Regions from separate parts of the Homo sapiens genome. Here all the other regions are linked to region 7. Evidence: chromatin loops called from intact Hi-C (ENCODE). Cell type or tissue: PC-3. All regions are shown on one strand. Region 1 has its middle 2.5 kb from the start of SHH. Region 2 overlaps LOC105375602 (a long non-coding RNA gene). Region 3 has its middle 84 kb from the start of SHH. Region 4 has its middle 32 kb from the start of SHH. Region 5 has its middle 64 kb from the start of SHH. Region 6 has its middle 240 kb from the start of SHH. Region 7 holds the start of LOC124901788 (a long non-coding RNA gene).

Region 1 (4,000 bases), 140 kb before region 7:
AGTGACCATAACTTAAAGCACTGGTATTTGAAATGCTTTAAGTGCCTTAGAAAAATGTAAAAATACTGCTCTTTTATTGTGCTTCAATTAATACATTTTTTTTTTTGTAGAGCTCTGCAAATGGGATGGAGGCGTGCTCAAGGGCAGTTACAGAGTGAACTGCGGGCGTCAGGGTGGATGGGCAAAGCAGGTCTGGGGGCTGCACCCCAGCACAGGGGAGAGAGTGGGGGCCAGTGTGTGCGCTGGGTGTGTGGAGGCCATTGCAGGGTGTTGGGGGGGGGGCAGGCGAGTGGGCGAAGCTGTGCTCACACAACCCCCACGATCGATCAGAGCAAAGTGCAGAGCCAGGGGTGAGCTGAATGTGGAATTCAGGCTCCTTGCAAAGCTGGCCTTGTGTGGGGGCTCAGCAGGCCAGCAGTCTTCAGGCACAGGAGCCACCAGTCCTAGGGGCTGCAGCCCAAGGGGTCAGGGGCCCTGGGGGAACAGTGTTCTGGTTAACGAGGGGCTTCCTAGAAAGAGGGCACAGTGCCCAGGAGGTGGCAATCTTTGAGTCTATAATCACCTCACTTTTTGCAGAAAAAGGAAAAAAACTCAAAAGTCCTAAGTAAACCAGGAAAATAAAATTTGAAGCTCCCTCTCAACCCTGCTTTTCTTTTTTTTTTTAAAAAAAAAAAAACAGATCATGCCCTTCCCCTTCTCAATCGCCATCCCACTCATGTGCAATGATTCCTCTAGCATAGGATTAGAGAGTGAGGGTTATTTACGTGGAGGGGAAATCCTGACCCTGAGGAGTCATCAGATGCTGCAAATGTGGCCCTGTGAAGTTAAACACTCTCCCTTGACCCCGGGCCCTTGGAGTGGAGGGGGAGAGGACCCCTGTGAAGCTCAGCCCTCAAACGATGGAAGTTTCCAGAAGTTCCCTTTGCAGATCAACTTTTTGTGTGTGTGGTGGGGGAGAGAAGGAGAGGAGCATCTTAGGACACATCTGTCTTGGGCATGAGAGGCTGAGCGTTAACAAGACTCGGTGGCCTGGGTGCCTTTGGGGAGGTTGACCCGGGCTCCCCTTCCCGCCTCTCTTTCTTGTTCCTTTCCATGGTTTGTGACGAATCGTGATCCCTGGAGGAGAGCACCGTGGGGGAGCAGCGTCCACTTGACCAGGCCCCGGCAGCCTCCACTGAGCGGAGCTGGAGCTCAGCTGAGCCCAGGGATTCTCCAGGCGGTGTGTCTGCGCTGCCTGTCCCGTTCCCAGTAAAAACAGACACAAAACAGGACCCGTGTTCTCTCCAGAGGAGGCCGGCCTGTTTGATGTGTCTACCTGCACAGCATGTGGATGTCACATCACTGGGTGGTGCCTGGGCTGGACCAGCGACCTGGCCCAGTGGGACATTTGCAAACTTTTGACTGCCCTGCCTTCCACCCTTGGCATCTCCTCTTGCCCCAGTCCCTCCTCCTCCCCCTGTCTTTCCCCGCTACTTACTCCCTTCCAAATGCAGGCAGAAGGCCCCCCACACGGGTTGCCACCCTGGGGCCTGAGAGATTGGGTGTGCAGCCCTGCCGGGAGGTGGCATGTGCACACAGCTCACCTCTGCAAGGGGCAGGGTGGGTGGGGTGTGCTTTTGGAAGCAAAAGCCTGAGCTGCACAGAGTTCCTTGTGGGCACAGCTGGACGTGGGGTGCCCCCAGGTGCGGTCAGCTCCCTCTTAGCAGAGCGCAGGGAGAAGACGTGGCTTGGCATTGAGCTTGGGTGACTCAGGGCATTTCCTGAAACCTCCCTGCCCTAAGGGATGGCGTGAGGCCCCCTCCCTCCCCTCCATCTCCAGACAGCCCTAGACACCCTGGAGAGCACCTCAGGGGCCGCCCCCCTTGTAGACTGGCCGATCCTCCAGAGTGAAATAATGATGGGCCAGAAAGCCTGCCCCCACGCCTAAGTTCAGAGGGCCTGCCCCCTGCATGGGTTGAGGGGAGCTCGGCGCAGAAAGCAATCCCAGTTATAGACCAGGCTGCTGACTGAGCCCCCCAGAGAAGCTGCTGCTCTGCCCTCCCGCCCTTCACTCCCTGTCCTTCCATCCCACCTGCTCCCCACGGCCCAGCACTGCCTTCCCCTCCAGAGGCCAGGTGGCTCTATCTCTTTGCCTTCCCCCCCCCCCCCAGACCATTTGGCCCCCTCCCCGCACCAGCAGAGGCTCCAAACACCAGCCTCCCTGACAAGGCCAGACATCCGGACATGCTGGGGCTCCGTTATTCATCTACCTGGGCTCTGCCTCTCTTCCTTGGGGTCACGCGCATCCCTCCCTCGCTCCTTCCTCCAGCTTTCCCTCCCCCACCCTCCCCCACCTCCACCCCTTGCCCAGCATCCCTGCTGAGGACAGAAGCTGCCTCCTCTTCTGCCCCAGCCCCCAGGCTCCCTCCTGGGCACTGCCCCTGCCCCTCCTTCCGGCCCCTGCCGCTAGATGGCCTCCTCACTCTGCCTTCGGCTCGGGCTTGGCCGGTTTGGGAAATCCCCGCAGTCCCAGGTCGGGAGGCCCGGAAGCCAGGCAGCCTCCTTCGTTCATCCTCCCCTGGTCCCGTCAGCAGTTTCTGCGCCCCCCTCATCCCCTCTTTCCTTTCCCAGATTTGTACCCGCTGGGCTCTGCAGTTATGGAGCCCGCCTGCCTGGCATCTCCAGGTGCTGCCTCTGTTTCTAGTCTCTGGGGTTGGCCTCTAATCTTTCATGTCCTTCTCCCCTTTGATTTTTCTTCCTTATAGTAATTCCACGCAATCTCTTTCCATCCAGCCATCCAGTCTCCACTTCTTTCTGGATTTTCCCTGTTTTGGCCGGTGGAACTTCTGCACTCCAGTTCTCTTGTGATTGCATCCAGGGCCTTTTGAATTTGGGAGGGATTCTGCACCTTAGCCCCCTTTCCCTAACTCCATGGTCCTCCCCATCCCCGGGCCCTGGGGATGTGAGTCTCCAGCTTCCTGGAGGGCTCAGGCTCTGGATAGCCCAGGAAATCCAGCCACACTCTGCACAGCACCCTGATTGTGGCCTGGCTGCAGGTGGATTGAGGCAATGCTGTCCTCTCCGTGCCAAAGCCCAGGAGCTTTGGGGTGGCTGCAGGGCTCTCTGGACTCCTGCAGCCACATCCTCATGGCACCAGCGCTGAGGGCAGGCCCGCTGGGAGGCAGCTGCCAAGACACACAGGGCCTCGGGGGACCATGGCTGGCATGTGGAGCCAGCTACGCTGGGTGCCCACTGTGCAGCGTTTCTCAGTAGTGCTGTGCAGCGGGCACGGGGCCACCCCCAAGCTGCCACAGGCCCCATGACTGTGGGTGCAGCCTGGCTTCTTCCCGGCCTGGGCCACTCTGTGAAGCAGGGTGCAGGAGACACTTTGGTGACTGGGATTCCTGCCCTCATGCCTGTCCGCCTGCACACCAAGCCCCGTGGAGCCCCGTGGAGCCCCGTGGAGCCCCGTGGAGACCCGGCTCACATGCATGAAGGCTGCAGGCTCTGAGAGATGAGGACCCTGCAGTTTCTGGGGACGCTGGAAAGATCACACAGCCAGCTCTGTCGAAGTAGACATCCTAAGGCAGGCGATCAGCTCGGATGTGAACGTGCAGCCTGAACTATGTTGCTGTGTGCCTTTGAGCTGATTTTCTCTCTTTAGACCATTGCCTGCCTTTGTTGAGTCACTTCGTCTTCATTTTAAGTAATGGACACCTCTTCTTAGGTCTAAATAATGCCTCAGGTGTGTGCCTCTGTACAGTTTCAAAGTGCTCTAGCACCGTTGTCAGGGGAGCCTGAAGCTACATTTGGGAGTTGGAAAGGGAGGCACAGTGTGGGCAGGTGGCCTCGTGCCCAGGGAGGAAGGGACCCTGCGTCTGCATGCTGCTCCTTGCACCCCAGCTACCTAGAGATCCTTCCACAAGACCATCATTGCTTCCATCTTGGAGCCTAGTTAAGAGGCAGGTGCCCCAGACAGTTAATGCATTAAACCCTTGCGCACATGGGCCTCACCTGGGGG
Region 2 (4,000 bases), 210 kb after region 7:
TGTGGACGTGGTGCGGGTGTAGACGTAGAACAAGTGGGGACGTCACAGGTGTGGACGTGGTGCGGGTGTAGACGTAGAACAAGTGGGGACGTCACAGGTGTGGACGTGGTGCGGGTGTAGACGTAGAACAAGTGGGGACGTCACAGGTGTGGACGTGGTGCGGGTGTAGACGTAGAAAAAAAAAAAAAAAAAAAAAAAAAAAAAAAAAAAAAAAAAGTGGTGCGGGTGTAGACATAGAACAAGTGGGGACGTCACAGGTGTGGACGTGGTGCGGGTGTAGACGTAGAACAAGTGGGGACGTCACAGGTGTGGACGTGGTGCGGGTGTAGACGTAGAACAAGTGGGGACGTCACAGGTGTGGACGTGGTGCGGGTGTAGACGTAGAACAAGTGGGGACGTCACAGGTGTGGACACAATGCGGGTGTAGACATAGAACAAGTGGGGACGTCACAGGTGTGGACGTGGTGCGGGTGTAGACGTAGAACAAGTGGGGATGTCACAGGTGTGGACACGGTGCAGGTGTAGGCGTAGGACAAGTGAGAACCTCACAGGTGTGGGTATAGACATAGTCCAGGTGTGGACACAGTGCAGATGTAGACATGGCGCAGGTGTAGACCCAGTACAGGTGTCAACACAATGCAAGTATAGACCGTACAGGGTGGCCACAGTGTGGTGTGAATGCAGTGCATTCTGGACACAGGGCAGGTGTAGACACAGTGTAGGTTTTGGCACCATGCAGGTTGAACATAGTACAGGTGTGGACACGGTCAGGTGCAGACACAATGCATGTGTGTAGTTGCAGGGCTGGATTACGTGGGACTGACCTGGGCGTGTTCCCAGGCCCCTGGCTGTGATATGTGTGTGCTGTGGAGACAGAGAGAGGTTGTTTCCACACTCCTTCCTTCTATGTCTCCATGGCCTTCACCTTCCAGGGGCAGCCATGCCGAAGCTGGTTAAATGGAGGTGTGGGGACGAGAAACATCTGAGTCTGCTGTTGCCTGTGGCCTGAGAATGGCTGAGAGATGAACAATGGTCCTGAGATCTGAGCTGGGCCGTGAGGAGGAGGGTGAATTGCTTGGATTAGGATGCAGATGAGTGCCGGGCAGAGAGCCAGACAGGAGCTAGACACAGAGAGGCCCGTAGATTGCCATTTGTGGATGTCTCTGATTGATTAAACAGAGGGGAAATCAACTGATTTCTTGAGAGCAGAAACTATAATGGATGCTTTAATTTGGGCTCACTGCAAAGCAATTTGCTCCCAAGCTCCAGGCTGGTTGTGGCCACCCTGGGGTGCACGGCTCGCCTCTGTCTCCTCTCTCCTCCCAGGTGGGCTCCTGGCTGGGGATCCAATGCTCTCTCGCTGCCCCCCACTGCCCAGCTCTGCTGCCAACTCACTCCTTCTTCCCAGGCCCCCTCCACCTGGAGTTGTCCTGATTCCACTCCCCTCCCCCGCCTATGCCTCAGGGATCTTGCCTCTGCCAGGGCTGGGCTGACGAATTCATTTGGTCACTTACTGGCAGATCACGGCCTAATGAGCTCCCCCTTCCGGCCCCACGGGATATTTTCATTTCCTCGGAGGATTTGCAGGGCCTTAGCCCAGAGGCTAAGGCATAACGTGGCCTGCAACCCACCTCCCACTCCAGAGATGAGCCCCTGGCCACATCTCGGTGCCACTGGTTCACTGGCCCATAGTGATACAGAGGTGGGCGCTAGGGAGGAGTGGGGACAATGCCAAGAGGAGCAGGGGAGTGCGTGTTCCCTTAGATAGGTGAGCAATGATTACGTGGCAATGAATGACCACCCTGGCACCTCCAGCCGCCCGGCGAGCACTGCTGGCATCCCGTGTGGGACCTGGATGCTACCAGCACGCAGAAGGGGAAAGCCAGGCAGGTGCGGCTGGGGCAGGAGAAGAGCACAGAAAGGAAGATGTTACCTGAGGAACCGGGCTCTGCTGCAAGCCGGGCAGGAGTGTGAGCAAAGACGGAAGGGGAGAGCGGGATGGAGGGAGACCACCGGGCACAGTCAAAGGCATCGCTGTGCAAGGAGGCAGCCTCTGGAGAGCCGGATGCCACAGGGTGTCCTGGGGGAGGTCTGGAGGCTGTGGTGGGGCCCTTGGGAAGAGCACCTGTGTACTCAGGTGAGCAAATGCCCGTGGGGACGGCTTGTGGGGCAACCTCCAAGTACAGCTACCCCTTCCTCTGTCTCAGGAGGAGACGGTGAGCAGCAAGTTCTCAGCTGGTTGACTTCCAGGACTCACTGTTCTCTGCATCACCTGAGAAATTCCTGAGCAAGCTGGCGACCCAGGGCTCTGGCATTTGGAATGAGGGACTGGTGGAGGCCAGGGCAGCAGAGTTTACTGAGATGACAGGCAAATGGCTTGTGCAAGGGTGGAGGTGCCGAGGGGGGGAGGTGAAGGTGGCCTGCCTCTTTGGAAGTGTATTATGGTTGGAGGGGCTCATTGTGTGTGACAGGAGATGGGAGATCTCGCAAAATGGCAGAAGAGCCTCATGAGGCACTCAACTCCTGCCCCACCCGGCAGAGACGAGGGAGCTGGGCTCTAGGTCAGGTCACCAAGCATGGGTTCTTGGGCAAAACCACTTTGTTTCTATCTGTCTGCAGTACCTGAGGACAAGATTAGAGGCAGAAACAGCGTGATCCAAGAGCATGTTCTCTTGAGGCATTTCCCGCTTCAGGAACCCTGAGTTATCCACGACAAGGGAAGATGGGATTTTCTATAGAAGAAAAATACATTTTTTTTTTTTGCAAAATCCACAGCAATAGTAGGTGTCACACGTGTCTACATATCTCTGCATTATTCTGGTGGCCACAGTGCTGACTGGGTGCAGCCACTGCTTCCCTCTCTAGATGTGCGTCTCCAACAAGAACACAATGCCACCTGGAGATGCCTGGCCTCGCAGGCAGAGTCCCCAGTGGGTATCCCTGATGACACAGGGGGACCCCTCCAGGGCCAGCCCATGTTGTCGTTGCTGGTCCATGGAGGTCTCTATATTCATGTCTGTGTTTCTGAGATTGTCAGGAGACAGGAGAGTGTGGGCAGAAATGCCAGGAGTGAGAGCCTAGTCCCGACCCAGACGCAGCCTCCATCCTGGCCTGCAGCCTTCTGTCTTCTCGCCTCGGGCCCCAGACAGTAGGAATTCGTTTGCACCTTTGTTTATCTGTTCACCTATTCTTTCAAACACACAATGTGTTCAGCGTTTCCTATGTGCAATGCCATCATTAATCATTAGATCATTAATTGTTTCTGCCCTGGGGAGGCTTTAATGGACTATACGTTGGGGTATTGGAGCCCTGGACTGGCAAGGACAGTGGCCTTGACGTGTTGGGGGGAATGTTCCTCACGATCATTTCTGTGTGTTAGTGTAGGGGGAGCAAATGTCAGGATGGGGCATAAAATACCTGTGTCATTGTCTAAGGCTGAGTGTCAGGTGAGGCGGAGCCAGGCCTCGGCCCGGCCTCCCTAGATCCCCTCATCTTTCCAGGCCCCCAGCGTGCAGGAGCACCCCTCTCCAAGCTGACTGTGTCCAGTTGCTTTTCCAATCACCGAGTCGGCTTCTATTTGATCACCAGATAAGAATGGGATTAGTACGATTTGGGCTGTTTGAATGATTTTGAACAACCCCAAACAACAACAACCCTGCATGTGGCTTTGAAATAAGCCTTGAATATCATCAGGTGACTGCTGATTACCTGTAGCAACCGCTTATTAACATTGGAAAAGCAAGCCCTCTAGATGCTATCAGCGAGCCTACCGAGGGGATCAGCTGGCTGCCTCACCCTGCCCTTGGCTGGGGTGCTCAGGAGAGATGGCGGGCCCCTGGGAGGACGGAACTCAGGCGCTGCCTGGTTCCGACAGGCAGGTTCTCCAGGAGGCTACAGCTCTTCTTCCCAGGTGTGTGGGCCAAGCGGCCACTCCTGCAGCATGGGGATGGATCATTTGGTTAGACTCTCTGGGGAAGCGGAGCAGGCTGCCTGTGCATGT
Region 3 (4,000 bases), 55 kb before region 7:
GGAGGTCGTGCTCTGTCACTGAGACTAAAATGCAGTGGCACGATTGTAGCTCACTGCAGCCTTGAACTCCTGGGCTCAAGAGACCCTTCTGCTTCGGCATCCTAAAGTGCTGGGATTACAGGCATGAGCCACTGTGCCCAGCTACATCTCTCATTTTTAATCAAAATCTAGAAATGATTAAGCTTAGTGAGGCCGCCAGTTCAAAAGCCAAGCTAGTCCAAAAGCTGGACCTTTTCTGAATGATAAAAAAGTGACACGGACTTATTGCTGATATGAAAAAAAGTTTGAGTGATCTGGATAGAAGATCAAACCAGCCACAACATTCCCTGAAGCCACAGCCACAGAGAAGGCCCTAACCCTCTTCAATTCTATGAAGGCTGAGAAAGGTGAGGAAGCTGCAGAAGAAAAGCTTGAAGCTGGCAGAGGTTGCTTCGTGAGCCGTAGGGAAAGAAGCCGTCTCCATAACATGAAAGTGCCAGGTGAAGAAGCCAGTTCTCCAGAAGATCCAGCTGAGATCAGGGATGAAGATGTCTACACTTAACAACAGGTTTTCAGTGTAGATGAAACAGACTTCTGTTGGAAGAAGATGCCACTTAGGACTTTCAAAGCTGGAGAGGAGAAGTCAGTGCCTGGCTTCAAAGCCTCAAAGGACAGGCTGACTCTCTTGTGAGGGGTTAATGCAATTTAAGTGACTTTAAGTTGTATCCAATGCTATTTAGCATTCCAAAAATCCTAGGGACCTTAAAAATTATGCTAAATCTATTCTGCCTATGCCCTATAAATGGACCCACAAAGCCTGGATGACAGCACATCTGTTTACATCCTAGTTTACTGGATATTTTAAGTTCTTGATTGAGACCTAGTATTCAGAGAAAAAGATTCCTTCCAAAATATGACTGCTCATTGACAATGCACCTGGTCATCCAAGAGCTCTGACATTGATGTACAAGGAAGTTCATGTTTTCATGCCTGCTAACACCACATCCATTCTGCAGCCCATGGATCAAGGAGTAATTCTGACTTTCAAGTCTTATATTTTGGAAATACATTTCGTAAGGTTATAGCTGCCATAGACAGTGATTCCTCTGATGGGTCTAGGCAAACTCAACTGAAAACCCTCTAGAAAGTATTCACCATCCTAGGTGTCATGAAGAACATTTGAAATTTACTAGAGGAGGTAAAAATCTCAACATTCACAGGAGTTTGGACAATGTGGATTCCAACTCTCGTGGATGACTTTGAGGGTTCAGGACTTCAGCAGAAAAAGTTACTACAGATGTGGTGGAAATAGCAAGAGAAATAGAACTAGAGGTGGAGCCTGAAGATGGGACTGAGTTGCTACAATCTCAGAATAACACTTGAACGGATGAGGAGTGGCTTCTTAAGGATGGGCAAAGAAAGTAGTTTCTTGAGATCAGGTCTACTCCTGGCAAAGATGCTGTGAACACTGTTGAAACATCAGCAAGGATTTAGAATATTACAAAATCTTAGTTGATAAAGCAGTGGAAGGGTTTGAGAGGATTGACTCCAATTTTGAAAGAAGTTCTACTGTGGGTAAAATGCTATCAGACAGCATCATGTGTTGCAGAGAAATCTTTCATGGAAGGAAGAGTCCACTGATGTGGCAAACATCATTGTCTTATTTTAAGAAATTGCCACAGGCACCCCAACCTTCAGCAACCACCACCAGCAGTCAGCAGCCATCAACATTGAGGCAAGACCCTTGTCCAGCAAAAAGATGATGACTCACTGAAAGCTCAGATGCTTAAGGTATGAACACTGGTTTTTTTAGACACAATGCTGTTGACCACTTAATGGACTACAATACAGTTAAAACATAACTTTTTTATATGCACTGGGAAACCAGAAAGTTTGTATGACTCATTTTATTGTGATGTTTGCTTTATTGTGGTGCAGTAGAGCGGGCAGAAGTTTAAGTTATAAATATACAGGCAGACCTCAGAGATGATATTGCAGGTTTATCTCTGATAGTGCAGGTTCAGTTCAACCTGCAGTATCTCTGAGGTCTGCCTGTATGTTTACAACATAAACTTCTCTCGCTAAAGAGCGGATGCAAAGTGTTAGCTACTACGATGAAGAGAACAGTTTGCATTTGGCTCCATAATGGGCTTTTCTTCTTGGAGATTTGCCCGACTTTCTCTTGTGTGTTTCACATGGGATTGGGTGGCCCTCAAAGTCTCAGCTTTGAGCTCTTTGGCCCTTTAGAGATGAGGTTTGCTGACCTCACTCCAGGGAGGAAGGAACCTTCACCACAGCTGGTCAGGCAGGGGCAGGTGCTTCCAAGGTGGCTTTGTTCATTTAGTTAATATCCCCTGAACAGCTACTCTGTCCATGTCCTCTGTATTGTGGGTGTCAGTCTGTTAGTTTCCGCAACTCAGTGAATAAATTAACTTTGTCTATGAACAGAATGGCTGTCCCTATGCCAAGGCCGTGTGGATTAATAGGAGTCTCACTTCCAAGTGGTAGAAACCCAACTGAAATTAGTTTAAACACAAGAGGAAGTTTATTGGTTCAAGTAGGTGGGAAGTTTGGGGGCCGGTGTTTTTGGTATTGCTGAATCCAGAGGTGCAGACCCGAAGACTGTCCTTCTCCAGGCCTCCCAGAAGTATTCGGCTTCATTCTGAGCTGTGGCTTCACCACCTTTCAGCAAAGATGGCCATAGCAGCTGCAGACTTCCACGGTGCTCAAAGCTTACAATTCCAGGGGCTCAGGGAGGCTCTGCCTTCCACATTTGAAACCCTGCAGAGAAGGACTTGTGTTGCCCCAGACTGGGTCAACACCGATACATCCCTGAAGGAGGGGAAGCAAGGCCCTTGGGTGAGAGACTCCTTAGAGTCTCATGAGGCTGGGAAGAGGCCGTTCCTGAAGGAAAAGCTGTAAGGCGGATGAAACATAGTCACCTGCCCCACCATGGACTGGGACCCAGGTAGGGGGAGAGCTGAGGGCAGCAGAGCTCAGGACTGCCGGGCTGCTGGAGGCTGGAGAAGGCTGCTTCCCAGAGCCAGGCAGGCATGCTGAGCCTCAGAAAACACGCAGGGCAAAGTCAGTGCTGTGGGGCCAGGGATTTGTGGACACTGGACAGGGGGCCAGGGGACCAGCTGCAGGGAGCCTCAGGGATCCCGTGCTGCAACCAGGAGCCCTTGCTGTGCTTTCAGCTCCTCCTGGGGAAAATCACAGAGGGCGAAGCCTGATCTCCCAGGCAGAAACAGGTCAGCATTTGAAGTAGGAGACGAATTCGTGAACCTTCCTGGCGAGGGATTAGCGGGGAGAGATGAGGCCAGATATCGAGCGTTCAAAGTGGCTTTTAACCTTTGGGTTGTGATCTGTGGGTTAAAACATCCTGAGATTCAGATGACTCGTTTATGGGTCACCGTGCCCTGTTCTTCTCTTACCAACCCTTGACAGTTTCACACCGACGATTATTTCAGTATTTTGGTTCTTAAGAGAATTTCAATCTGGGCAACTAAATTTTTTCAAAATGCCAGAAAATTCTCGGTGTCAAATATGATACCTGCTTTCCTTCTGAAAAGTGTTAGTGAAGTTTTTACCTTCTGGTAGATTCAAGCATAGAAACTACCTCCTGTGTAGCACCAGTGACTATCATGATTCCAGGCACATAGTAGCCACTCAAGAAATGTTGAACTAAATCAAACTTTTGCTGGAATGGCCATCACATTTTTGTCCAGAATGGCAAGGTTTTTCTTATTTTTTATTTATTTTATTTATTTATTTTTTTGAGACAGCATCTCCCTCTGTTACCCATGCTGTAGTGCAGTGGTGTGATCTTGGCTTACGGCAACCTCCACCTCCCAGGTTCAAGTGATTCTCTCTCCTCAGCCTCCTAAGTAGCTGGGATTACAGATGCGTGCCACTACAGCCCTGCTAATTTTTGTATTTTTAGTAGAGACAGGGTTTCACCATGTTGGCCAGGTTGGTCTCAAACTCAGGTGATTGGCCTGCTTTGGCCTCCCAAAGTGCT
Region 4 (4,000 bases), 110 kb before region 7:
AGTAGGGCCGGGAGCGGTGGCTCACCCCTATAATCCTAGCACTTTGGGAGGCTGAGGTGGGCAGATCACGAGGTCAGGAATTTGAGACCAGCCTGACCAACATTGTGAAATCCGTCTCTATTAAAAATATAAAAATTAGCCGGGTGTGGTGGCGTGTGCCTGTAATCCCAGCTACTCAGGAGGCTGAGGCTGGATAATTGCTTGAACCCGGGAGGCGGAGGTTGCAGTGAGCTGAGATCGCACCACTGCACTCCAGCCTGGGTGACAGAGTGAGACCCTGTCTCAAAAAGAAAAAAAAAAAGTCATTTCTTTGTTTTGGCCCACACAGAGCTTAGCTCCTCCTTCAGGAGTAAAGACTGCGTGCACCAAACGCTGATTTGTGTAACATCAACAACAAGCGCGAGGGCTTTCGGGGCCCAGGGCAGGAGGAGTGACGTCCTGCGGGGGCTAGGACAGGAACTTCATGGAAGGGTGGTCAGCACTGAGATGGGGGCAGGCCAGGGCAAAGGAGATGCCAGAAGCAGGGAGTGAAGAGGGAGTTCAGGGCCTCAGGTGAGGGCTCCTTTCCGTGCAGAACGGGCCAAAGAAACACATCCCAGACTCACTGACCAGGGAGGACCGAGGACACCAGGCCAGGACCCTCTGTCCCTCATGGAGCCATTGCCTACAAATGTATCCAGGAGACAACAGTGACACACATGAGATGTCCTTCAAGTGAAACTGTTCGAGATTCCCCAGAGGAAATCTTCACGGAGACCCCAAGAAGCGGCTGGGCCCAGCTTACCTTCATCCACGTCTCAGGTCTGGGAGCTGCAGACATAGCAGGTCAGGGCAGAGTAGGGGCTGACCTTGGTGTCCTCAGCGTTCAGGGGCGCGTCTGTGAGTTGTTTTGTTTTGTTTTGTTTTGGCATAGGCTCTGTTTTACACTTACGGACGGTAAGCCCATGAGACACCCCTGTTCTCAAGGGCGGGGACCAGGCCTGCCCCCTGGCAAGGTCCTCATGCTTAGAACTCAGCCGCTTAGCACAGGTTGAGTCTCCCTTATCCAAATGCTTGGGGCTGCAGTGATTTGGATTTCCGACTGTTTTGGATTTTGGCATATTTGCATAAGGGATATCTTGGGGATGGCACCCAAGTCGAAACCCAAAATTCATTTATGTTTCATATGCGCTGTCTATACGCAGCCTGAAGGTAACAGGTAACGTGTCTCCCCTCAGGGACGCTGCAGCAAGTGTGTGTTGTGCGCCTGAGTTTCGAGCTGTGCGTGGAATTTTCTGCTCGTGGCCTTGTGACGGTGCTCGGAAAATTTCCGATTCTTGAGTATCTCAGATTTCAGATTTTCAGGTTAGGGAAGTTTCACTTCTCAGCAACTGTCTGTGGACCCGAGGCCTGTGGTGTGGGGGCATGGAGAGGCTGGCACCTGCAGGGCCTGGTGTCCGCGGGGCCTGGTGTCTGCGGGGCCTGCTGGCCTAGGCCAGGGCTGTGGGGTTCCTGGGGGGGACATGAGTAGGATGAACTCAACTGATGTGCTCCATCAGCACCTGCTGGACATTTTCCCAAGAAAAGAGACCGGGAAGGGATGAGAGAAAGCATCCAGAATGGGGCAAGCGTCCCCTGGGGTCAGAGTGTGGACGAGCAGTGTCGGCCAACCCACACTGCACCCAGGCCAGCTGGCAAGGGGTCAGGTCCACAGAAGGACATGGGGGACGGGCTGCCCCTGCGTGTGGTCAGTGCTTATTCCTCAACTCAGAAAGCCTGGGGGACGTGAGCCCGGCACTCATGTGGTGGGCTTAGCCCTGCTGAGTGGTGCTGGCCACCTTATGGGGACTCTCAGGTGACTTCTGGGGTGCTGGGTGGGGAACTCCATGAAGAGTGGCTGGCCCTGACTTCTGGCAGGCCAGGCCCTGTGTAGCTGGGGTCCTGGGCAGGCCATCGCCCCCTCACCCCACAGGCCTTGCCCTCCTTACCCTGAGACCTGATCCCTGGCCGGCATGAGGACTGCACCCCCGCCGCCTGCCTGTGGATGAAAAATGTCTCTGATGTCCAGCTAGGGGCCTCCCTCGAGCTGGCGGCATCCTCAGGCCACTTCCTTAAGAGCTCTGGACGGCCCCAGGAGCCCAGCAATGATTAACCACAGCGTTCCTGGGTGTTCCCTCCGGGTCCCCCTCCCCCGCTCTTGAACTGGAGCCGGAAGGGCGTTGGGAGGCGGCATGGCTTGGAAGAACATGAGCGGGGCCCAATTCCAGTTTCTCCACTTTCTGACTCTGAGAATCTCTGGAGGAAGTTACTAAACCAAAGCTGCCCTAACATGGGTCTGTGTCGAAGACCCAGGGACCTGACAGTGGCAGAGACTCAGAACATGCACCAAGAGTTCGGGCAAACCTCCAGACGTGCTTCCATGGAAGATCCCGGGCAGCTGGGACTTCAGCGCCCCCGAGCTCCACGAGGGCATGGAACCTGCTTGGGCCTTTTCCTATCTCTCCGTAGGCACTGGGGATGTTTCCCCGCTGAGGTCGCCATTCTGCTCTTCCTAGCGGCCCGTCCTCCCCATGCCCCAGCCCGAGCACATCACTCCCCGTCCCCTCCTTGCCCCTCTCCGCCCATGGCCTGGGACAGCTCCTTGGGTAATGCAAGTCTCCTGAACCCTGGACAGAATGGTCAGGTTACCTTTGGGGCTCTCCGGGCAAGAACTCTCTCTCCCTGGAATTGGAGGCCTGTCTTCCTGGTGGGGCCCTGCCTGTCCCCAAGGCAGCATCTGGAGCCCATGTCTCAGAGGAAGCCCCTCCTGTGTAAGGCAGATGCACACCTGCACTTAAGCCAGGTGAGGGTCCTGGGTCCAGACACCTGCTTCCCTTCCTCACCTCCCGATTTCTATCTGTGGTCACAGAGAGAGAGAGGGGTCCAGGTTTTCCAGTTTTTGGGTTTTCCCCGCTAGAAACCTGGAAGTGAATGCAGGCTGTCCACAATTCACAGGTCTGGGAAGAGAAAGGCCATTCCACGTGGCTTTGCATGGGTTAGTTGTCTTCACCACATCCCTATTTGGTCGTTACTAGTAGATTTCTTCTGTGAGCGGGAATCTGGGGCTCAGGGGTCCTCCCACTTGCCCAGGTGCCTCACCGTGAGCTCCCGGGGGTAGACCCGGACTTCCTGCTCAGCAGGACCAGCTCTTTCACAGGAGGATGATGGCGCCCGACGGGTCCTGCAGCATCTCTTATCGGGTCTGGCAGCCCGGTCCCCTGGGGATGAAGGCTCCTGACTCTCACCTAGGGGCACAGCTCCCCGGCACCCCTGATTTTCCTGCTTTTCAGAACAGTCGCCCTCACATGCAGTGCGGGGCTCGTTGGACATTCTCTATTCTTTTCCCTGATAGCCTCTGTTTGTCCAGGGACTGCAGCCCTGTCCCTCAATACATAAAATGTCCAACAAAATTAATAACTTTCCTTCTATAACTACAACCAGATATGCTCTCACACCTGAACTTCAACATAATTTTACCTATACTCAATCTTTACCACCTGCATGTGAACCATAAACCAAAACACTGGATTCAAGTAGTCTCCTAAAACCCATCTAAAAGACCACTCCCGGACTCCCCGACTGGAGGCCTCAGGCTGTAGTTCTCAATAAGACTTCTAATAAAACTAACTTTAAATCTTTGGCCAGGTGCAGTGGCTCCTGCCTGTAATCTCAGCACTTTGGGAGGCCAAGGCGGGCGGTGAAACTCCATCTCTACTAAAAATATAAAAAATTAGCCGGGCATGGCAGCGTGCACCTATAGTCCCAGCTACTCGAGAGGCTGAGGCAGGAGGATGGCGTGAACCCAGAAGGCGGAGCTTGCAGTGAGCCGAGATTGCACCTCTGCACTCCAGCCTGGGCGACAGAGTGAGACTCTGTAAGAAACAAAACAAAACAAAACAAAACAAAAAAAACTAACTTTAAATCTTTAAAAGCTTATGTTTTTTTCTTTAATCAACAAAGGTAATATGTAGTTTTAGAAAAA
Region 5 (4,000 bases), 76 kb before region 7:
AAAGGAGGGAGAGAGAGAGAGAGAGAGCACAGGAGTGCACCCCTCTCTGGTGCTAGTCAGTGTCCTAGGACTGGCCTGGAGGCCCAGACCCTGAAAGGTTCATTGGCTGTGTGGTCCTGACTGTGTCATCCTCCTGAGCTGGGACCACAGGACTCTGGTGACTTGCCACTTTGGCTGTGCGTGTCCGTGTCTCTGTTCACATTCCCTCTGCCTTCCCATCTACCTCCAACTATTGAGATCCGGATCTGCTCATATGCTATGTCAGCCTTGACCAAAAGTTTTAGCCCCAATCCTAAACTTTTTGGAAATTAAGAATCATTCAACAAAATAAGTGGCATTAAAGCAAGAATCAAAATGGCACTTGCTGTTTAGTTAGTATCGATAGAATCCTGCTTATGAGCTATTACAGGAGTGGTCAAAACAGTATTCGTGAAAATATATGGAGTTAACATTTATTATTCATTCATTACCATATTATTCATTCATATTATTGCTGTATTATTCATTTATTACCATATAGGAAAAAACATAGATAGATATGCTAGGTATTCAAGAAGTGGAAAAAAAGACAAAAAATAAGCAGAAAGACAAAAGAAGAAAAGCAGAGAAAATAAAATGATATATGTGAAAATTATTATGTTAGAAAACAGAAGAATATTCATATGGGTTATAAATCTATCAATTGGTTATTTGGGGAAAAAAGACATCCAAAAGTCAAATAATAAAGAGAAAATACAAATGCATAAAATTAGAAATGGAAAAGGAGATATGAACATAATATGAAGTTTTAGAGAGTAAACATGAGAATAAACATGATTATAAAATCCTGCTTGTAAATTTTTAGGTTTTGATAAATTTGATTATTTTTTGGGAAAATAAAGATGGTCAAAACTGGGCTAATAAGATGTTTAAAACATGGATAGATTGATGACATTGGAATACATTTTAAATGTTGTCAAAGAATTATCTCAAAAACAAGAATGCGTACTTCCATGACACAGACAATTTTAGTGGCAAGTTTTTTTGTGCTGTATAAATATCCAACAGTGAAATGAAAAGCGTCCTGAATTCATTTTTCAAAGATAGCAAAATTCTTATGTAAATCCTGGCTGAAATAGTATAAAAAAATTATAAACCATCCTCATTTATACCTATCAATGCATTATATTGTAAATAAAATGCTACCTAATCAAATCATGCAGAATATTGAAAGAATATTACATCTTAATTTTAATAAAGATTTATGTCAGAAATGAGATACTGGCTTAATATAGGATACTGTTAATATAATTTGTCACATCAATAGGTTCAAGGACAGGAAAAAATATTCATCTTGATGATCTTCTAGGAGATGCTGATAAAATCTTTTTAGTGGATTAGGAATAAAATGATTACTTTTTAACTTGGTAAATATTCTGTCTTTTAAACTAAAACCTAACATCAGACATTAGGATAAAACAATCAAAAGAAGCCTATTAAACTGAAGAATAAGGCAGGAGAGCCCATTTCCCCATCTTAACCCTGATCTATAAGTTTTAAATGATGCAATAAGATAAGAAAAACATAAGCAGTAATAGATACATTGCCAAAAGGCAGATAAAAATTATTGTAATTTGTAGACCTTTTTCTTTTCTACCTAAAAAATTCAAGAGAATAAACTGAAAACACTAGTGCTACCATTGAAAGAGTTTGTACTAAATTGGCTAGTCATAGCACAAAAATATTAGCCAATTGATGTTCTATACGTTGGCAATAAAAGATTTGAAAACATAGGGGAGAAAAGACTGCAATTATTATAGTACATAAAATATCTTGGAATCAATTTTAGAAATGTGAAGAACTTGTATAACAAAACAGTGTTTTAAAATTTAATTAAATGAAAAGATTTGCCATACTCTCAGATTTGAAGTCTCAATATTATCAAGGTAATACTTTTCCTATAATTAATTTAAAACATAATGTAATTCCAACCAAAATCATTTCAGGGCAATTTTGGAACTTGACCAGGTGATTCTAAATTGGAGAAACAACAAATGAGTGAAAATAGATGAAAATTTTTGTAAAATAAAATTTGGTTGTTGTATTTGCTCTACCAAACCACAGGTAGTATAAATAAATATTAAATCGAACAGTGTGAGAAAGGTAGATCAACGTAACAAAAAATGGAAAAACAAAATATTTTATAAAAAATTGATTTCATGTTGATTAATTTATAATGTTAAAATGTTTTATACTACTTTAGTATATGATAGAACATACATTTCACATGGGCTATTGAGTGAAGGGTGCTGGACACTAGGTTACTATTTGGAAAAGAAGAGTTATAGTCTACTTCCCATCAGACACCACCATGTTTAAAAAACCATAAAAAAATTGGAGAGAAAAAACCAGAGCAATTTTTATCTGATCTTAGAATGGGAAAGACCTTTCAAAACATAACAAAGAAAACCTACAAATGCACACATTATTAGGTTTGACTGTATTAAAATTAAATGTTTGCACATTAAAAATAAGATTTCAAGTTAAAATGCAAACAGAATGTACTGGAAAAATATTCCAGTATGGCAGACCAAGAGTTAAAAACCTTAAATATAAAAGTGCTCTTAAGGATCAATAAAACAATGTTGAATATCCAGGGAGAAAAATTAGCAAACAGTGTCAACAGACAATTACCAAAAGTAAGACCAATGGCCAACAAAAATAAGTGAAATGTTGAACCCCACTAGTGATTAAATAATTCACAGTAAAATTAAAAAAAAAATTTTCAATGCTCAAATTGGCAGAGATAGAACAGTGAGATAACAGTCAGTCAGGTTTGACAAAGGTTGAGTAATACAAACATTCGCCTATACAGCTATGAGTAAATTGGTATAATTTTCTGGGAGTAATTTTATGACTTTTTATCAAGATTCTTAATGTTTAAACCATTTGACCCAGCAATAAACCTGTCCTAGGAATTTATCCTAAAGAAATAATAAAAAGCTACATAGTAGAATTTTTTTTAACTGCAATGCTCTATATAATACCAAAAGACGGAGACAACACAAACAGCTAAAATAGGAAACTGTCCAGTAAGGAAAGCCCTGTTCGTGGGTGGAATGCCACAGCCATAATTTTGAAGATGATCTAATGAGTTGGAAAATTTGCATAATGTGTTGATACGGGAAAGAAGGATGTTGCTCATAAGAAATTGTGCAAACCCCATGTTGTAAGATAAATCTTTTATATATATATCAAGTCCATAACGTAGTCATTATTTAGTTCTAGATGATGAGGTGAAGGGTGATTGAAAGTGACCTTTCTGGCTGGGCGAGGTGGCTCACGCCTGTAATCCTAGCACCTTGGGAGGCCAAGGCGGGTGTATCACAAGGTCAAGAGATTGAGACCATCCTGGCCAATAAGGCGAAACCCTGTCTCTACTAAAAATACAAAAATTAGCTGAGCGTGGTGGCGCATGCCTGTAAGTCCAGCTACTTGGGAGGCTGAGGCAGGATAATTGCTTGAACCCGGGAGGTGGAGCTTGCAGTGAGCCCAGATCGCGCCACTGCACTCCAGCCTGGGCGACAGAGCGAGACTCCATCTCAAAAAAAAAAAAAAAAAAAAAGTGACCTCTGTGTCTTCCAAACTTTGTCCAATGAGCTTGTATTACTTTTATAATCAGTGGGGAGAAAGGAGCATCATGAGACTCAACGAGGAACTCTGTGGACTGAAATGGAGACAGTAAATGGTCTAAGAGGACAGCTGGACACACGAGACCCGTTCGTTCTTTAGGCCTACATGACGCACACCCAGGCTGGAGAAGAACTGTTCAGATGTGTTCTCACCCTGCTGTGGGGAGCCCTTGGTGCGGGGACCAGCAGCGCCCCAGAAGACTGGAACCGGCTGAGCATCATTCCTCGCCTCTCACCAAGAGGTGCAGGGCAGGGGTGGAGCTCATGCCAGGAGGTGAGGGGCAGGGGTGGAGTCAGCCTCTCTGTGGAAGAGGGGCTCTGAGTGTGTG
Region 6 (4,000 bases), 100 kb after region 7:
GACACTCATGGATAGGGGTGGACACTCATGGATGGGGTGGACAGTCATGGATTGGGTGGACACTCATGGATGGGGTGGACATCCATGAATAGGGGTGGACACTCATGGATAGAAGTGGACCCTCACGTATAGGAGTAGACACTCACAGATGGGGTGCACACTCACAGATGGGGTGCACACTCACAGATGGGGTGGACCCTCATGGATATAAGTGGACACTCATGGATAAGGTAGATGTCATGCGTAGGGGTTGACACTTATGGATGGTGCGGACACTCATGGATGGGGTAGACATCACGGATAGGGGTAGACATCATGGATGGGGTGGACACTCATGGATAGGGGTAGACATCATGGATAGGGGTAGACATCATGGATGGGGTAGACATCATGGATGGGGTGGACACTCATGGATGGAGTGGACACTCATGGATGGGGTGGACACTTATGGATGGGGTGGACACTCATGGATGGGGTGGACACTTATGGATGGGGTGGACACTCATGGATGGGGTAGACATTCATGGACAGGGGTAGAAATCATGTACAGGGATAGACACTCATGGAGTAGGGGTAGGAGTTGATAGAACTCTTGTTTACTTGTGTGCACATCTGCTGAGGGCTGTAAAATGAGTTCTTATGGCCTGATGTAGTCATAAGACTTGGATAAACACTCCCCCTTAACAGCAAAGCCTGTCACTTGTCACTTGTTGAGAAAATGTTTGTGAACACTGATATATAAAGATAGTTAAAGATGAACTATCCTTAACATATGTCTCAATAATTAGACAGCTCATAGAGATTTGGAGCCTAGCTTCCTGCATAGATGGTGTGTTTTCATCCATCCATCCATCCATCCATCCATCCATCCATCCATCCACTCACCCACTCACCCATTCATCCATCCATCCATCTGTCCACCCACTCATCCATCTACTCCACACCTTTTGTGAACATGCTGGTGGGAAGGCAATGGGTTGTTTACCTTCACTGTTTCAAAGGAAGAAAAGGAAAAATAATCCTTTCCTGCAAGTTCTGTGACCAAGACCCCAAAAGCACCATCTCCAACTCACACAGCAGTATTTTTGGTAGCAGGCATAAGTTATGTTCTCTTACTTTTTTTTTTTTCCTTCCTGAGATGGAGTCTCACTCCATCACCCAGGCTGGAGTGCAATGGTGGATCTCGGCTCACTGCAACCTCTGCCTCCCGGGTTCAAACGATTCTCCTGCCTCAGCCTCCTGAGTAGCTGGGACTACAGGTGTGTGCCACCATGCCCAGCTAATTTTTGTATTTTTAGTAGAAACGTGGTTTCACCACATTGGCCAGGCTGGTCTCAAACTCTTGACCTCGTGATCCACCCGCCTCGGCCTCCCAAAGTGCTGGAATTACAGGCGTGAGCCACCGTGCCTGGCCCATGTTCTCTTACTTTTAAGAACAAATCCTGATGTCCTTTTGTTCTCTATCTTAGCTCGGTTTTGGAGATGTGGCTTAAGGTATTCTATCTTCAAGGCTTCCTTCTGGATTACTCCAATTCATGATACATTTTTTTCTTTTCTCTTAATCCTTCAGTTAAGAGGAAATAGCAGAGACCCTTTTCTAATTTTTTTTATTTAAAATGGAGAAAGTCTTGGGATTATTTATTTATCAATGCCCTGATCTTAGGTCCAAAATAAGTTTAATATCTGACAACATAAGGTTTTTTGATTTTGAGCATTTTGTATCTATGTCTGCATGATGAAGTTTGAGCAGTGTGTGTTTTAACGGACATTGCGTGTTTCCCAGTTATATATTTGCTAGGCTAATGTGGGTACGCAACTTAGGAAAGATGAAAGAAATTTACTTAAAATCTGGCTCTTGACACATTATTCAGTGAAAATGTTCCCTTGAGCTGGAGTGTGGAGTAAGGGGCACCACTGGAAATGCCATCTCTATGCCGTCTTACAGGAAATAACTCAAGGATGGTGACCTGTGGCAGAGGTGAGGGCCCACCCCCACCTGTGTCAACATGGCCTTTCTGGCCAGTTGTAGTGGCTGTGCCCCAGCTCCTGCCTCCAGGATTAGTGGTCCCCCCTCTTTCCAGTCTAGAAGTCCACGCGCTCAACCTTCTTTCGGCAGCCCAAAGGTCAAAGCATCCAGGTCGTGCCCCAGGCCCCCTTCCCTCCTACCCTCACTTCACAGAGCCAGAGATACCCTTTGCACCCATGCCTCCTTCAGACATTGCTGCTGCTTCCCCAGTGAGTGGTCTGCTTGGACCACAGGGATGGCCAGAGGCAGCCGTGGAGCTGCTCCTCAGCTGCATTCACCTGTGTGGAGCCAGGCAGAACAGGGCTCCCTGCTTCCTACTTCTCCTTTCCTGACACAGCCATTAGTCATTGCATCCTGGACGTAGCAGAGAGAGAAGTTTGCCCTAAGACTAGAAGCAAGGATTCCCATGTGCTGGCCAAGGGTGAGTGGCGACTCTCAGTGGCAGCAGTTTCTAGCTCCTCTAAAAGCCGCTGTTTTCTGGAAACACTTGAGATGTTGATTCTAATGTCCATGCTGCTCGCAGCCTGGTCTCTGAATATCCCCTCCTCCTGCGGGAATGCCACACTGGCCCCTTTAGCTTTGTAGGAGCGCACTGCAAGACCTCTTCAGTTCTTCCTGCCTGTCAAAATTTTACTTTAAATGAATCCACAGAGGTGCTTGCCCCAACCCCACCGTAAAATCTGCCTTAATTAAGAGTCAGGGTAACCCGCATCCATTCGCCACACCAGCCCAGTCTCTGACATCAAGGTTATTATTTTTCCTCCTGCCTGAAAACTTCCTTGTCAATTATAAGAAAATATTAATTAAGTCAGGCATCTCCCCTCACGGGTGTCTCTAATTACTTACACAGAAGACATCCCTTAAAGTTGGGCAAATGGACATCCCTTCCGGAGTGCGCTGCAAACGTGTCTTACTAATGGCTTCCCGGGTCTGAGGCCCTTAGGGTCCCCAGATCGCTTGGTACAGTGCGGGTGAGTGGGGCTCAGTCTACTAACCTAACTTTATAGGAAACGTGGCAGAGTGTTACTGCCTATGGCTCACCTTGATTTTGGATTGAAGTCCCCATAAGAGCCAACGTTTCCTTAGAGCTCACTTCGTGCCAGGCTAAGCCATCACAGATAAAGAGGAGACTAATGTTACCACCATCTTACAGGTGGGAAAACTGAGGTACGCATGCTGAAGTGAGTGGGGCAGGGTCACCCAGTTTGTAGGCATCAGAGCCAGGAGCAGAGTCCACACACAGGATGGCATGCTCTTCACCATGTTGCTTTTAGAGACTCTGGGCTGGTAGAGAATTTAACTCTGGCCTTACTGGGTCCAAAGTCTTAGATGGGATGAAGAGGTGTGGGTGTGGGGTGAGGATGCCGGGGTGCAGGTGGCTGTTCCGTCTTGTCAGGCTCAGCAGCTCTGCCATCCTGGGTGGTGTCGGGGTAAAGGCGGCTGTTCCATCTTGTCAGGCTCAGCAGCTCTGCCTTCCTCGGTGGTGCCGGGGCTGGGGGCTCCCTGGGCTTCCCCTGTGCTGAGACTCACACTTACCCGACCTCCTCATCCACCAGGACTTGCTACCTGCCCTCCTCCCCTGGGCTCCGGGACAGCCAAGTGGATCAGTCACTGCAGAGCTGGGGGACCTCTCTAATACAGGGTTCCACTTCCCCAGATTTGGGAAATGGTGAGGAGACTGGGAAAGTGAGGTAATCAAAAATGGAAAATAAGTTAGTATTTCAAAATACTATGCAAAGCATAAATAGAAAAACCCTTGAACCTGCCAGATGAACAGTTTGTGGGTTGATTCTTCAGCATTGGTGCCTTCTTTTCCCTGCAGTGACTCCCCAGTTTTGCCTTGAGAAGGCCTAGGGGGCACCAACCACTTTCCCACCCCCAAGGGAGAACTGCGGATCCCGACGGCGGAGGCTCCATTCACCTGCCCCCGGCCATAGTGATTGGCTCAGGAAGACAGGGCTACAGCAAGGGGCC
Region 7 (4,000 bases):
CTATTGATGTTTTCCCCTTCAATTCCAAGAAGAAGTGTAACTTTTGATATAAAATAACTCAGATGCCATCATTTCAGATTTTCGGTGTTGCTATTTCGGAGTTATGTGAAGCTGACCTTCAGTGAATACACAGGGTCACGGTATTCGATGAGTGGGACCCACTTGTGTGCCATTTGAACGTAATGTGGTGGGTTCCAAAACAGGAGCAACAAAAAGCTTCTCGAAGTAAAGTGGAAGATCTGGGAGGGTGAACATTTAATTTCTATTTGGTTTGGTAGCCAAACAGTTAGAAAGACATTTTTATTCATCTGGGCCCACAGTTCTGCAGGATTCTTTCTCTCGAGATCCCCCCTGCTCCAAATACTACTAATGCATACAACCTGGATTTATAGCTGCATTACAGCCCCTTTCTTCAGTCTATTCTCAAAGAAATGCCAGAGAAGAGGGTGGGGGAATAGAGACAAGGAACTGCCTCCAAATGTCAAGGGAAGACCTGTGTTTTTCTTGGACGGAAAAGCCGCATGATTTAAGTTTCAAGGACATCTTTGCTTTACCCCCTCTCTCCACTTTGTGTGTGTGTGTGTGTACATATTTCACTTAAAAGCAAGCTCTTAAAGAGTCGGGCTTCCAAGACCCTGTCTTCAAATATTCATTCACATTTTATTTGTTTGGAATTTTGTGGCAGTTTGGCCTCAGGAGGTTCAGAACGAGTTCTAACTCTTCTGGTTATAAGTAAGCAGCAGTTTGTCCTGGATGACAATCATGGACAGGATTGTTAAGGTCCTTGTGGGGAAGGAGCTGGGCTAATTTCTCTACATGAATACTCACTAAGTACTCAGAAGAAAACCCTCTAAAGTAGGATTCGTGAGTGCCCCATTTTGCTGACCTCAGGCAGAACAGGGGCACCAGGGTTGGAACAGGGGGGTCTGATGGCAGAGGCCCCGTGCATCACGCTCACGTGACTGCCCTTGCCATCAAAGAGCATAGTCCACGGCCAGCAGAGTGAGCGTGGCCTAGGAAAGTTCTACCTACAAACAGTGGGAGGAAAAGTGTGCTGGTCAACCAGGATTCGGTAGAGGATGTTGGCTGGTGAACCCGTCTGCCCCGACTTCAGGAGCAGAAATGATGTGGAGGACAGATTCTTTGAGGATACCTGAGGATCTGGCCAGGCCCTAGGGGAACACTGAAAACATGATTTTATTGTTCCGCAGGGGTCAGAGCTAGAAGTGTTTTGTTTTCAGATGAATCTGGAACCTAAGCCCATTCTGTAAGGAATTGCCACTTAGTCCTACACATTGAATGCAGAAAATTCTGATGGTTTAATGCCTCTCATTTGGGATATCCGAAAACAATTAGGGCTTATCTGGATTACTGCAGCGAAACAAAAACACTCCGTGATGGCCAAGTGTGGAGCTGGGAGGAACAAGAGGAAGGAGCCGGTGATGGCTTTGTGACTCTTTCCCCAAATAACATGCCCATGAATCAGAGGCTCTGGGAGAAGGCTGCTGGTGACTCAAGGCCGGGTAACCAGCGAGCCCTGACCGTCCCTCCGTGCAGGACTCGACTCGACAAGGAATCCAGGGAATTGCTCCGACAACATCAGGCCCGGACTCTTATTTGTTTTCATGTTTGAGGGTGGATCTAAGCCCTGCAACATCATCAAAACATTGTTTTAATGCAGGTGCCGGTGCCACACGTTAGAGGGCTTGTGCCTGCCAGCAGTGGAAAAGTACCGCCTTGAGTCACCGCGGTGCTGAAGGTCACTGGGCCTCCTTACGCAAGCCCTGGACCCGGCGCCCATGAACTCGCTACCCTGGGCTGCGATTGTTCTTTCTTTGGTTTCCCTGTGAGCCCCAGTGACAAACCACCGGAACCCAGAGTGACTCACAGACAGTGGAGTGTCAGAGCCAAAAGGGGCCGTGTGAGCTTCCAACTCGACCCACAGCTCTGCCAGGAGAGGCAGCTGTGTCCAGAGGGGCAGGGAGACCTGCCTAGTGACCTGGCTGGTTGGTGACACAGCCAGGCCTAAGAATGGAGTCTTCTGGTGACAGTTTAGTGTGTTTGATCATGAGGAGAGCACTCAGACCCCACATCCTCGCGGTTGTCTGTTCGTCTGGGACTCCGGGCCCCTGCCCACCTCCTCTGCTTCTCTCAGTGACACCAGGTGGTTTCTTTGCCTGGGATCCCCACACCTCCATTCTCTTGAGTGCTTGGAGCTATGACCTGTGAGGATCCTTAGAACTCAAGACTACTGGATGGAGAGGGGAGTGAAGGGGGCCAGCGGAAGCCTGCAGGTGCCTGGCAGGTGGGTTTCCCCTTCACTGCCTCAAGCGATGAGGTGGGGCTTCTGCGTCTTCAAGGATAAGAATCCCTGTGGATGTCCTCTTGGGTCTGATGGCTTTAGGCTGCAAAGCCCTGAATTCCTCTTCTGAAATAGGCAAAGATGTGGGTGTGCTCACGTTGCCTTTTCTGAGCCAGCCCCCAAGCCCACAAGCTGAGCCTTCAGCTCTGCTAACGGTGCCTGCCCTGGGCCAGGTGTGGGGGCTTAGTGAGTAAGGAGCCCAGGAGGGGAGAAACACAGTGGGGAGGGAGTCCTGGACCACGTCCGCGACAGACCAGGAAGGGCTCAGCCAGTAAACTCACCTGGTTTTGGTGTTGGAAAGAACACCTGGCTCTTGTATTAAATATAACGTGGGTGCAGGGGAAGCCCAGCGGTGGGGAGACAGCGGGGAGGCAGCTGGTGTGGCCTGGTAGGAAGCAAGGATGTGGCTGGGGCTGGAGCACCATGTTGCAGAGAAGTGGATTTGCTGCAGATGTGGCCTGGCGCGAGTGGGACAGGGCTTGGATGTGAGGGCACGTGAGAGAAAGTGGTGAGAGGACATCCTGTCCCGGCATGAGCGGCTTGGGATGAGCAGGCATCTCCTGGTGCAGAAGGCAGGGGAGGGAGAGCCATGTCAGATGTGGGTGCATAGAATGGGTGGGCTCCATCTCGGGTAGATGAAGTTGGATGAGTCTAAGGGGTAATTGGTTGGAGATATTCAATAGGAAGGTACCTGGGAATACACAGTGGGGCCCGGGGGAAAGATTTGGGTTGAAAATAAGTTTAGACTGGGCGCGGTGGCTCACGCCTGTAATCCCAGCACTTTGGGAGGCCGAGATGGGTGGATCACCCGAGGGTCAGGAGTTTGAAACCAGCCTGGCCAACATGGTGAAACCCCTTCTCTACCAAAAATACAAAGATTAGCCGGGGGTGGTGGTGGACACCTGTAATCCCAGCTACACTGGAGGCTGAGGCAGGAGAATCGCTTGAACTTGGGAGCTGGAGGCTGCGGGGGCCGAGATCACGCCACTGCACTCCAGCCTGGGTGACAAGAGCAAAACTGTCTAAAAAAAAACAGAAGAAGAAAGAAAGAAAAGAAAGGGACATAAGTTTAGGAGAAGGCAATGGGTGGAGACTGAAGCCATGGTAGTGGGTGGTAGGGAGATGTCAGGGAGAGAGGAGAAAAGGGAGCCCTGCCAGGGGTGGGGGATGCAGTGCTCGCCAGCGTGACAGAGAAGCCACCAATGAGCTGGAAGGAGCTCCCAGGGAGGCTGAGAGGAACCCCCGAGAGCCCGGGGAGGATGGCTCCAAGGAAGAGCCTGCTGTGCATGAGTGGGGCCCGAGCAGGTCCTGTCCTGTCTGCAGGGGCAATGAGCAGAGCACGTTGGATGGTTGGGGGGACACACAAGAGGCCCTCCTGTGCCACTGCAGCGTCACCGCCCACTCTGCCCAGGTCTGCCCAGCTGCCCGGCTGCCTCGGTTCCTGTCTGCCTGCATTTTTCCTCTGGCTTTTCCGAGGTCTTTAGCAGGCGGCTGTTCTCAGCAGTGGGAGCTGCGTTGCTGATGGCTGCACGAGCAGCTCTGTTGGGGCAGTGGGGGAGGCCATTGGGCTCCACCTGCACAAGGGTTGCCCCTGTGGCTGAGATGGGTAGGGGCTGAGCCTAGGTGGGGCCAAGGGCA

Evidence for each region. Peaks named below come from ENCODE experiments on the same cell type or tissue, not always from the same donor. Only the 100,000 strongest peaks of a DNase experiment are listed, where the experiment ranks them.
Region 1: a loop joins it to region 7, with 5 times the contacts of the local background. A loop is called at or near these places in 9 of 110 quality-filtered maps.
Region 2: a loop joins it to region 7, with 13 times the contacts of the local background. A loop is called at or near these places in 3 of 110 quality-filtered maps.
Region 3: it touches region 7 in a loop (5-fold over the local background); 2 of 110 quality-filtered maps call a loop at or near these places.
Region 4: a loop joins it to region 7, with 5 times the contacts of the local background. A loop is called at or near these places in 2 of 110 quality-filtered maps.
Region 5: it touches region 7 in a loop (3-fold over the local background); 5 of 110 quality-filtered maps call a loop at or near these places.
Region 6: it touches region 7 in a loop (10-fold over the local background); 2 of 110 quality-filtered maps call a loop at or near these places.

The regions. Positions count from the first base shown.
Region 1 is chr7:155,812,980-155,816,979 of GRCh38, forward strand. No RefSeq gene overlaps it. Among named protein-coding and RNA genes, the nearest start is that of SHH, 2.5 kb to the left of the region's middle. RefSeq lists enhancers at 1,784-2,427, 2,726-3,227. In PC-3, a CTCF peak has its summit at 2,475; a DNase peak (open chromatin) is centred at 2,472; H3K27me3 peaks cover 607 bases.
Region 2 is chr7:156,155,482-156,159,481 of GRCh38, forward strand. It overlaps LOC105375602 (a long non-coding RNA gene), which reads left to right. Exons shown (of 3, transcript XR_928249.4): 3 at 2,620-2,686. Among named protein-coding and RNA genes, the nearest start is that of SHH, 350 kb to the left of the region's middle. In PC-3, CTCF peaks have their summits at 1,553 (motif pointing left) and 1,754; a DNase peak (open chromatin) is centred at 1,520.
Region 3 is chr7:155,894,870-155,898,869 of GRCh38, forward strand. No RefSeq gene overlaps it. Among named protein-coding and RNA genes, the nearest start is that of SHH, 84 kb to the left of the region's middle. In PC-3, no CTCF peak of the experiment used is centred here; a DNase peak (open chromatin) is centred at 1,832; H3K4me3 peaks cover 309 bases; H3K27ac peaks cover 466 bases.
Region 4 is chr7:155,842,210-155,846,209 of GRCh38, forward strand. No RefSeq gene overlaps it. Among named protein-coding and RNA genes, the nearest start is that of SHH, 32 kb to the left of the region's middle. RefSeq lists a silencer at 3,569-3,716. In PC-3, a CTCF peak has its summit at 2,051; a DNase peak (open chromatin) is centred at 2,172; H3K27ac peaks cover 374 bases.
Region 5 is chr7:155,874,517-155,878,516 of GRCh38, forward strand. No RefSeq gene overlaps it. Among named protein-coding and RNA genes, the nearest start is that of SHH, 64 kb to the left of the region's middle. In PC-3, no CTCF peak of the experiment used is centred here; no DNase peak of the experiment used is centred here; H3K27ac peaks cover 336 bases.
Region 6 is chr7:156,053,216-156,057,215 of GRCh38, forward strand. No RefSeq gene overlaps it. Among named protein-coding and RNA genes, the nearest start is that of SHH, 240 kb to the left of the region's middle. RefSeq lists a silencer at 1-1,815. In PC-3, a CTCF peak has its summit at 2,449; a DNase peak (open chromatin) is centred at 2,396.
Region 7 is chr7:155,950,104-155,954,103 of GRCh38, forward strand. LOC124901788 (a long non-coding RNA gene) reads left to right here and starts at 1,182. Exons shown (of 2, transcript XR_007060613.1): 1 at 1,182-2,305. RefSeq lists enhancers at 1,107-2,306, 2,692-3,192. In PC-3, no CTCF peak of the experiment used is centred here; DNase peaks (open chromatin) are centred at 1,518 and 1,698; H3K4me3 peaks cover 1,531 bases; H3K27ac peaks cover 2,867 bases.